Regions from separate parts of the Homo sapiens genome. Here region 2 is linked to region 1. A link is a contact called in ENCODE Hi-C or POLR2A ChIA-PET data. All regions are on one chromosome and are shown on one strand. Each heading gives the region's core, a stretch centred on a gene start or an enhancer-like site at or near the end of the contact. The rest is flanking DNA. Distances are from core to core; before and after follow the strand shown.

What was found. Hi-C counts contacts between places; a loop is a spot of excess contacts on that map. ChIA-PET counts read pairs that join two places held with the same protein, here RNA polymerase II (POLR2A). Pooled maps may share reads with other maps.
Region 2: a pooled map shows a loop between it and region 1 (5-fold over the local background). The contact joins the promoter of IFT52 here to the enhancer-like site in region 1. A Hi-C loop is called at or near these places in 1 of 168 maps with a recorded cell type or tissue (naive thymus-derived CD4-positive, alpha-beta T cell) and 7 of 50 pooled maps. POLR2A ChIA-PET finds 5 or more read pairs at or near these places in 3 of 52 experiments (HCT116, T-cell and activated CD4-positive, alpha-beta T cell).

What each region holds. Positions count from the first base shown.
Region 1 is chr20:43,939,757-43,945,023 of GRCh38, forward strand. All of the region lies in intron 1 of TOX2 (TOX high mobility group box family member 2), which reads left to right. Among named protein-coding and RNA genes, the nearest start is that of TOX2, 28 kb to the left of the region's middle. RefSeq lists enhancers at 2,868-3,368, 3,090-3,419. Within about 2 kb of position 3,115, at least 10 of the 41 ENCODE cell types and tissues checked have a DNase peak (open chromatin) inside an H3K27ac peak, as active enhancers do; they include HCT116, where a contact is called at or near this core.
Region 2 is chr20:43,587,944-43,593,210 of GRCh38, forward strand. It overlaps IFT52 (intraflagellar transport 52), which reads left to right and starts at 2,994. Exons shown (of 14, transcript NM_016004.5): 1 at 2,994-3,111. RefSeq lists an enhancer at 3,116-3,185.

The DNA of each region.
Region 1 (5,267 bases), core at 1,865-4,364:
ACTCATTTCATTTTGCTAGATTGTCTAAGGATTAAAGAGATGACAGAAAGTACCAGTGCCTGGCACAGAGTAGATGCTTACTAAGCACCCCAAGAGTGTCTTATGGGGTGCTTATGTGATTCAGTCGGTGCTGCTGCTGAGTGACCACAGGGATATGCTCAGATATGCTGCAGAGGTTTCCTTCTGTAGTTAAAGGGCAGGGAGTCATGCCCTGTATGAGACATTTTTCCTTAGGGAAAATGAAGTCATGGGACTTGTTCATCTGGATAGTGCAGTCCAGGGGTGTATGGGGCTTGGGGTACTGCAGGCAAGTCCCTGGGACAGTGTGGCTGAGGGATGGGGCATTGGGTCTAGGAGCTTGGTGCAGAGCTCAATCAGGAACCTTGAAAGAAAACACAATGTGAAGACTTTCTACCTTGAGGACAGTGGGGCCGTGGAAGGATTTTAAATGGTGGGACGTCACTTTTTTTTTTTGAAGAGTTGGTGTCCTACTCTGTCACCCAGACTGAAGTGTAGTGGCATGATTATAGTTCACTGCAGCCTTGAACTCCTGGGCTCAAGTGATCCTCCTGCATAAGGCTCCTGAGTAGCTGGGATTACAGGCATGCGCCACCATGCACAGCTAGCTTTTTTTTTTTTTGTCTGTTTTTCAGAGATAGGTCTCGATATGTTGCCCAGGCTGCTCTTGAATTCCTGATCTCAAGCAATCCTCCCATCTCGGCCTCACAAATTGCTGGGATTACAGGTGTGAGCAATCGCACCTGGCAACTTTTTTTTTTTCCCCCAGGAAAACTCTACTAATTGGCCTGGAAAATAAATGGGGGAGGGTGAGCTAAGGGGCTGCTATGGGGATCCAGGCCAGAAGGGTGAGAGGCTGAGCCAGAGTCGCAGGGATGGAGGGAGAAGAGGTGACTGCAGAGGATGAGGCAGCTATCAGGGCACCCTAGGGGTGTGGTGTGGCACTTTAGTGGTCAGTGCTTTGCAGAGACGAGGCACATGGGATTAAGCAAACACAAAATCCCAGTGGGCATGAGGATGTAGACCAGGGCACCTTAGAAGCGCAAAGCGGCTTTAGTCACTTCCCTTGCGTGAGATTTGTTTAATAGAAGCTTGCAGCTTCGCAGCACTTAACAGGTGCTGACGGGGGCATCACAATATTGTGAAATTAAGCTGTGAAGCCGACTTCATTACCAGCTTACCTGGCGATGAAGCAGCTGCCTTAGTTAGCACTGATGGTTGGGCATGACAGAGCTAAAATTGAACTTGGCAATTACTGCTCATGAGAGGTTCTCAGTACTGTGAAAGGAAGGTTCCATGGAAATCAACCCTGGTAATCACAGGGTTTAAAATTAGTCAGTTACTATTAAGGTTGCTCTGTCAGCATATGCTTCAGGGTGATGTGAGGGAAGGGGGCGTGGAAGCTTGGGTTTGGGCTGTTGTGGGTTACCTTATGTTCACCTGCACTGCATTTAAGAAAAAAAGTTGGTTCTAGGACAAAGGTTCGAGAGTCCCAGGGTTAATATCATGGTGCAGGGTGGCCATTTGGATAATAGGTGGTTTTAAAGCCTTTTTTTTTTTTTTTGAGTATTTTTTGAGACAGAATTTCGCTCTTGTTGCCCAGGCTGGAGTACAATGGCGCGATCTCGGCTCACTGCAACCTCCGCCTCCCAGGATCGAGTGATGCTCCTGCCTCAGCCTCCTGAGTAGCTGGGATGACAGGCATGTGCCACCACACCTGGCTAATTTTCGTATTTTTAGTAGAGATGGAGTATCACCATGTTAGCCAGGCTGGTCTCGAACTCCTGACGTCATGTGATCCACCCACTTCGGCCTCCCAAAGTGTTGGGATTACAGGCGCGAGCCACTGTACCTGGCCTAAAGCCCTGTTCTTTTTATTTGCGTAAGCTCACACCCTCTCAGCTTTGGTGTTTTCTATTGACTTAAGGAGGTTTCCTGACTCGCTTCTGGTCTCTCCTTGGGATGTTGCACAGGAAGAGCTCAGCTCTCTGTGGGTTCCTCCTTGCCCTGGAGGAAGCAATGATGTGATAGGATGGGAGGTTCCTGAGTCCTTCACAGAATTGTTTTTGGTAAACCTTGGCTGGAACATCTCAGCAATCTCAGAAGATTTGTCCCCGTTTTGTGAATAAAGACAGCAAGGGGCTGATATGGGCTTGGTTGCTACTGTAGTGAAAATCAAAGGACAAAGCTTATAATGATTCAATTGTGAGTTTGCCTGGGCTGTGTGCACTGACCCTCATCAATAAGAAGATGGAAGTTGACTCCTTGCTGTGAGCCTCAACTTCCTCATCTGTAAAAGGGGAACTTGTTTTGTGCAAGTGTGAGGATTAAATGAGATCATCAAAGCACAGTAGAACCTCAGCATGGTGGCTGTTGGCTATTAACAGTGATATTTATGGACCAGACCAGGCACTTTCCATCGATGACAGCTGCTTTGACAAAAACCCCACCAGGAGGGAACTATTATTCCCATCTTAACATTAGTAAACAGAGGCTCAGAGAGGATCTAAGTTTGGCCAAGATCTAAGGGTACAGCCAGGATTCAAACCCAGGCATTCTGGCCACAGAGCCTGGCCATTGTCCCTGCCCCTCACCCTGGGAACAGCTGAACAACAAGGAAACAAGTAACATCATAGCTCATGCCTGTCATCCCAGCACTTTGGGAGGCCAAGACGGGAGGATTGCTTTAGGACAGGAGTTAGAGACCAGCCTAGGCAACATAGTGAGACCCTATTTTTACAAAAAAAGAAAAAACACAAAAATTAGCAGGGTGTGGTGGCACATGCCTGTAGTCCCAGCTACTTGGGAGGCTGAAGCAGGAGGATCTCTCGAGCCCAGGAATTCAAGGCTGCAGTAAGTTATGCTCATGCCACTGCACTGCAGCCTGGGCAATAGAGGGAGACCCTGTCTCAATAAATAAATAAATAAGAGAAAAAAGAAAAGAAAAAAGAAAACAAGCAGCTTGGACAAGCTGCCTCCATGGATAAGAAGAGAGAAGCATTAAAACTGAAAGATCATTTGCAAAAGGCTGCAGCTTCTCCACAGGAAGCTGAGTCATCTCTCTTTGTTTTGAACCGTAACCATCACGTTGCCTCAGAATCTGAAAAATTAAAAAAGAACTAAAAAAATGCTGAGTTTCTTCATGGTGCAGAGGCCCTTCTTGTCTCCACACCAGAAGGAGCTGAGCAGAGGGGCCACAGCGATGGGACCCCCTCCAACCCACATTAAATACCTCCACCTGAATATTTATTGCAACGGCAAGAGCACTGCACCTGGAATCCGGTCTCACAGCCTTGGATTTGCCTTGCTAAGCCTCAGTCATCCAACCTGCCAGGCAGGTGCACCTGCCGCAGCCCTGCCTTCTCTGTGGAGCTGGTGCTCTCGGGGTGCACGAGTCAGGGTTGGGAGGATGCTTTCTCACCTGTACACCTGTGGATGGTACGATCACAACCCCAAATGCCTCCTCCCAGTACATTTGGCAGAATTCAGTCCAGAATCTGGGCCTTGGCCTAGCTCCTATAAACTCCCTCTCCTACAGATGGTGGGGTTCAGTAAGAGTTTGATGAAGAATGCAGGGGCTTTCTGTGCTTGTCTGGTATCACCCAGCTTCTGCCTTTTAAAATGCCTCATTCCTTATCTGTGTACTCAAACTCTGCCCCTTCTCCAAATCTCGGCTTGACTGACACCTTTTTCATGAGGCCCTCGCCCAGGTGACCACCCTGAGACCCTTACCGGTGAGTACTGTCTTCCTTATACTCACCTCTGTGTGTAAGCTGGGCTTCCTGTGAGGACAGGGGCAGTGTCCTGATCACACATTGCTCCAGCTTCTGGAATTATGACCTATGTGAAGTAGGGAGGAGGCAGAGGGAACAACAAAAAAAAAGTTTTTTCAGTGAATGAATAAATAAATGAGACTTGAAAGATTTTTACCTTTGTGTTTTCTCTCTGACAATCAATTATACCTTTCACTTATCTCTTGTTTCTGATGAACAAGTTTAACATTCAACAAGCAACATGGCTTCTTGCAACATCAACAAATGCCCATCATTTTCAAGGCCGCATAGTATTCCATTCTATGGAGAGCCATGATTTATCCAATCCTCTATCGATGGACTTTATTGTCATTTTCATCTTCTTATAAATAATGATGCAATAAATATCCTTGTCCACACGAATTTGAGCCTAGAAAGTTCTTTATCATCCTAAGCTTATATAAATATTCATGGACAATTTCCTCTTGCATGCTTACAGCTTTGTGTGTGTGTGTGTGTTTCTAAATCTTTGGTATGTCTGAAATTTTCATCCATCTTTGTATCGCGGTGCAAAATGCACCTCTCTTTTGCCTTGAGACGAGTGTCATGTGCCTTGGATCTATGGGTTGTGTGCACTTTCTATCTGGTGAGCACGCACTGTGTGTCAGGCCCCATGCTGGGAGCCAGGACCCAGAGATGAGCAAGACAGACGATCCTGACCATCAAGAAGCTCAGAGCCTAGAGAAGAACAATAAACACAGAAACAAAAGCCATCAAACACATGAACAGAAACGATTGGCTGCAGGAGTGTGCTATGGACAAAGTAACTCAGGTGCAGGTGAGATTAGAGGAGCTCTCTTTGGGGAAGAAGGAGATCTTTGAGCAGAGCTGGAAGGATGAGAAGCAGTCAGTTGTGTGAAGGTCAGGGGAAGAGCATTCCAGGCAGAGGGAACAGCATGAAAAAGGTACAGAGGCAGGGAAGCAAGACTTTTTTCCTTTCTGGAGCCTTTTGTAATCCCCCTTCCAGCCTCTCCCTCCTCCTGCAGACACGCTGGGCACCAGCCCCCTTTATCACATGACATTTGCTATTCCCAGGCCGTTCTCTCTGTCACTTACTTTAGTATTGTTACAAGTGTTCAGGAATAGGATGATTCCCCAGAGCGCTTCCTGCTTAGTCTGGATCCTCTCAGCTCTGTGGTGCTTCCTCAGCAGCCTTTGCTGCTACTGAAATGTCCAAAAAATTAAAATTAGTTTAATAGCACCTGGCATAGTACATGACACTTAATAGGTACTATTATCCCCATTTTACAGGTGAAGAAACTGAGGCTCAGGGAAGTTAGCCATTCCAGCAGGCAGAGCTAGGATTCGAACCCAGCTCTGTCTTATTTCAAAGTCTGCCTTCTTCATGGAGCCCTAGTTTAACTGCATTTGTGCGAAAGCTAATGAGAGACTGCTGGTTAATCCTTAGTGCCCGGGGCCAGCTTTATCCCAAGCCCG
Region 2 (5,267 bases), core at 1,744-4,243, 350 kb before region 1:
TTAAGCTTTCACATGTGCTAAGAACGCTGAAAGATACACACTGATTTCCATCTTAATAGTGCCAGATAATTGACAAATTTGGGACAAGATGAGGGAGAGGTCAAAATCCCCCTAACTTCCCAAAGCAAAAAAACAGGAGTATAATGATCAGAAACGTAATAGTAGTGTCAGAAGCACACAATCAGCTGTGGACGGTGAAACATATAATGGTTCTATCTGTTCTGAGATTGTAAAAGCACAATTATTTTCATCAGGATAAAAAATAAAAATGAAAAACTATGCTGTTGAATGGAACATGCTACAACCTATGTTTATTGAGCACATTCCAAGTTTTATATGCATTATCTACAATCCTCACTATAAGCCAGCATTTAGAAATTATGAACTTCAGACTGGGCGCAGTGGCTCACGCCTGTAATCCCAGCACTCTGGGAGGCCAAGGCAGGCAATTCACGAGGTCAAGAGTTCAAGACCAGCCTAGCCAAAATGGTGAAACCCCGTTTTTACTAAGAATACAAAAATTAGCCGGGCATGGTGGCGGGTGCCTGTAATCCCAGCTACCTGAGAGACTGAGGCAGGAGAATTGCTTGAACCCAGGAAGCGAAGGTTGCAGTGAGCGGAGATCATGCCATTGCACTCCAGCCTGGGCAACAGAGCAAGACTCAGTTTCGGCAAAAAAAGAAAGAAAGAAAGAAATTATTAACTTCGCTTTACAGATAGGATACATTTGCTCAGAGATTATGAAAACTGCCCAAGGTCACCCAGCTGGTACAAGTCACAGCGAGGAATTGAACTTGGTGACAACTACTGATTCTAAAAGTCTTACTCTTGCTTTTTTGGGGGGGGAAGCGGGGACGGAGTTATGCTCTTGTTGCCCAGGCTGGAGTGCAATGGCGCAATCTCAGCTCACTGCAACCTCTGCCTCCTGGGTTCGAGTGATTCTCCTGCCTCAGTCTCCCAAGCAGCTGGGATTACAGGCGGCCGCCACCACACCCGGCTAATTTTTTGTATTTTTATTTTTATTTTATTTTTTATAGAGACGGGGTTTCACCATGTTGGTCAGGCTGGTCTCGAGCTCTTGACCTCAAGTGATCCACCTGCCTTGGCCTCCCAAAGTGCTGGGATTACAGGCGTGGGCCACTGCACCCGGCCAAAACTCTTACTCTTTCTGCAATCTCTAACAGTGGGAGAAATGCTCTGGGCAGGTGCTGTAGCAAACACTGACTGCATATCAGGCAGAAAGATCCCAAGATTTGTCCCAGCCTTCAAATGGGACGGCCTACTCTCTCTTCAGTGAGAATACTTCATTTCCATTATTACCCTAACTGCAAACTGTATTCACCCAATTCTGCACCAAAATACAGCATCCCCAAGAAGAGAACTTTTTTTTTTTAAGAGACAGAGTCTCACTCTGTTGCCCAGGCTGGGGTGCAGTGGAGCGATCATGGCTCACTGCAGCCCGAACTCCTGGGTTCCAGCGATCTTCCCACCTCAGCCTCCCAAGTAGCTAAGACTACAGGTGTGTGCCACCATGCCTGGCTAATTTTCTTTTTTTATTTATTATTACTATTATTATTGGAGAGAAAAGGTGTTACTGTTACCCAGGTCCCAGACTCCTGGCCTCAAGCAGTCCTCCCACCTTGGCCTCCCAAAATGCTGGGATTACAGGCAGAAGCCACTTCATCTGACCAAAGAGAATTCTCAAATCACCCTGTTCTCCACTTTCTTTTTGAGACAAGGTCTCACTGTGTTGCCTAGGCTAGAGTGCGGCGGCACCATGACGGCTCACTGCAGCCTCAACCTCCTAGGATCAATCAATCAATCCTCCCACCTCAGTCTCCCAAGCAGCTGGGACTACAGGCGCGCGCCACCACGCCCAGGTAATTTTTCCTATTTTTAGTAGATACCGGGTTTCGCCATGTTGCCTAGGCTGGCCTCAAACTCCTGGGCTAAAGAGATCCACCTGCCTCGGCCTCCCAAAGTGCTGGGATTACAGGAGAGAGCCGCTGCGCCCGGCCCGTCTCCACTTTTAAAATTTCCAGTGACAGAAATTGTGGAAAGCAACACGAGTTGTATGTGTTTTAATATCCTAGATTCGAAGACAAACATAAATGTAAATAAAAACTGTCAGAGCTCTCTGCAATCTTCAGTTTGGGTCTTCCAGGCTGCTGCAGCGTTGTTCACAAATCCACACACCTCTAAAGGCAGGCACAGAGCGCTTTCCTGGGTAGTCGGGTGGCCTGTTGGTAGTTGCAGGCTTCTGGTTTCCCATCTTAATGGCGATGGCAGGGCAACCTGTATTGGTGGTGCTTTTGCACAAGCAGTTCTTTCTGCCGGGAACGCCCTTCCCCAGCCTTTGCCTTAATGAATACCACTCTCTCTTCAAATCTCTGCTCAACAGGGGCGCCTTTTTGACCAGCTTAGTCGTTAGACTCCCTAATACAGTTCATAGTTTTCACATTTTTGTAGAATCTATTCAAGTTCTAACTCCCCGCCATGCTCGCCGGCGCTCAAGCCTAGTACCATGGCAAGCAAAGATGCGGAGTTAATAAAACAGAATTATACGGTTTATCATTCTCAACACTAAACCTGCGCACCCTTTTCCGTTAAGTAGTTCCTAATAGTCCAGCACAGCCTTCCGCCCGGCCCCGCCCTCGCCTGGCTCCACTCTGCTCCTGCGCTTTGGGAATCGAAGCTGGGGCGTTCTCCAACCCCCCCGCGCTGGAAGCCTTCACTATTCTCCTCCCTGTGGGTGGAGCGAAGTTTGGGCACTTGGGTCCTACCGTTGTTATTAGTCTTTACTCGTAATTGATACTAAAGAACAAAATTAAATGGGTTTATTTTTGGTGAAAAGTTAATTCTCCTTATGTTTGGATTTGCCCCTCATGCACCAAATGGTACAGCCCCACATCAGTCAGGCTGCCTACCCCTGACGCCTGCGACGGAGAGGCGCCTTCCGTGCTGTCGTCATCACGTCGGCCGGAGCTAGCGCTGCGTCCTGGGCCACGCCTCCCGGCGCACCGACGCGCCTCTCCGGTTACTAAGCGGCCTTGGATACCTGGCCGCGGGATGCTGGGCGGCGTCAGGTGAGCGGTGGTCGCTGGGCCTCAGGTAAAGGGCGCCAACAGTGGTGGGCCGGCTGGGGCGTTGGTGCGGCCTGGGAGCTGGCGAGGGACTCGCCGCACTCTTCGAGGCCGCTGGGCCGGTCATAGAACATCCAGGGTCCCCCGGGGTGAAGTAAACTGTGGGCGCGGACGTAGCCCGGGTTCCTGGCGCCCCGGCTGGGCGCCCATCTCCACGGCCTCGGGTGGTGCAGGTGTTTAGTCGTTCCGCTGACTATGAAAGAGCATGGGACGAGGAATCGTACAGTCTTAATCTCTCTTCTGTCGTGGCTGCGACCCCTCGGTATTCATGTGGGAAAATACTGATTTGACTGGTAATGTTATTGAAGAGAAAGCGAGAGAATGGTTTGGCAGCGTTACCCAAATATTTGTTATTTTTATAGTTTTAAAGGCCTTATACTATTATTAAGGAAATGCATTTCTGGCTAAGTCTGACAGTACAGGAACGCAGACCTGCTACTCTCACCAGGGGCTGAACTAACAGAACAAAAAAAGATAGATGTATCACGGTGGTGGGACCATGGAGGGGGCAGTTTTTCAACTGGACAAAATGATGTTAAAGTGCTTAAAGAAGGATAAATATGTGAAAGTAGCCAGGAAAATTCTAAAATTAATGCTAATAAGGGAGATTAGCTCTCCAGAACCACCAGATATTATAACATAAAGGTATAGCAATTAAACTAGCATAGAAGATGGGTGCAGCAGTGTGGGCCCGTAGTCCTGGCTACTTGGTAGGCTGAGGCGGCAGGATCCCTTGAGCCCAGGAGTCAGAGACCAGCATGGGTATCAAAAGGAAACCCTGTCTCTGAAAATAAATAAATTAATTTAAAAAGTTTGGGACTCAGCAGGAGCTTACAGGTAGATAAAATATATTAGAACTCAGAATAAGAGCGATTTATATATAGGGATTTATTATATAGGCGAGGTGGTACTGTATTTCAAATCAGCATTGAAGAGATGAATTGGGGTCAGGCAGCTTTTTTAGCAATTTAGAAAATAATTAAACCAGTCGAGCGAGGTGGCTCACACCTGTAATCCCAGCACTTTGGGAGGCCAAAGCGGGTGGATCACTTGAGGTCAGGAGTTCCAGACCAGCCTGGCCAACCTGGTGAAACACCGTCTCTACTATGGCGCGCGCCTGTAATCCCAGCTACTGGGGAGGCTGAGGCAGGAGAATTGCTTGAACTTGGGAGGCGGAGGTTGCAGCGAGCCGAGATTGCACCACTGCACTCCAGCCTGGGTGACAGAGCAAGACTATGCTTTGAAAAAGAAGGAAAAAAAAAAGGAATGAAGCCCATTTTGAGCACCACAATAATTTCCAAATGGACTAAAATTTAAATGTTAAAAAATTACATCACGAATTAGCCGGGTGTGTTTGGGCGCCTGTAGTCCCAGCCGCTTGGGAGGCTGAGGCACGAGAATCTCTTGAATCTGGGAGGCAGAGGTTGTGGTGAGCCGAGATCGTGCCACTGCACTCCAGCTTAGGCCACAGAGCAGACTCTCTCAAAAAAAAAAAAAAATTACATCATGAAGTACTGAAGTAAAGCATTGTTGAATTTATTTATAATCTTAGAATGACAAAAAACTCTTCTAAGTGTTTCATGTCATCCAGAAGCCAGGAAGGAAAAGATTCATACTTTTAACTCTATAAAATTTAAAATCTATATGGCCTGCAAAATTCAACCAAACCAAAAAAACTACCAGAAGCCAAATAAACTTATGAAAATGTTTGTTTAATGATCAATTAGAAAATTATGAAACCCGACTGGGTGCAGTGGCTCATGCCAGTAAACCAGCACTTTGGGAGGTTGAGGTAGGAGGATCACTTGAGGTCAGGAGTTCAAGGGCAACATAGCGAGACCTTGCTTCTACAAAAAATTTAAAAATTAGCTGGACACTGGTGCGCGCCTGTAGTCCCAGCTACCCATGAGGTTGAAGTGGGATGATTGCTTGAGCCTGGGAGGTCAAGGCTACAGTGAGTTGTGATTGCAGCACTGCACTCCCAGCCTGGGTCACAGAGTGGGACTTTTATCTCAAATAATAATAATAAGAAGAAGTTTTTAAAAAGAAAAATTTAAAGAGAAAAATGATCAAGAGTACCTGGACAAGAAAATCAGAAGAAATACAAGTGGCAAAAATCTATAG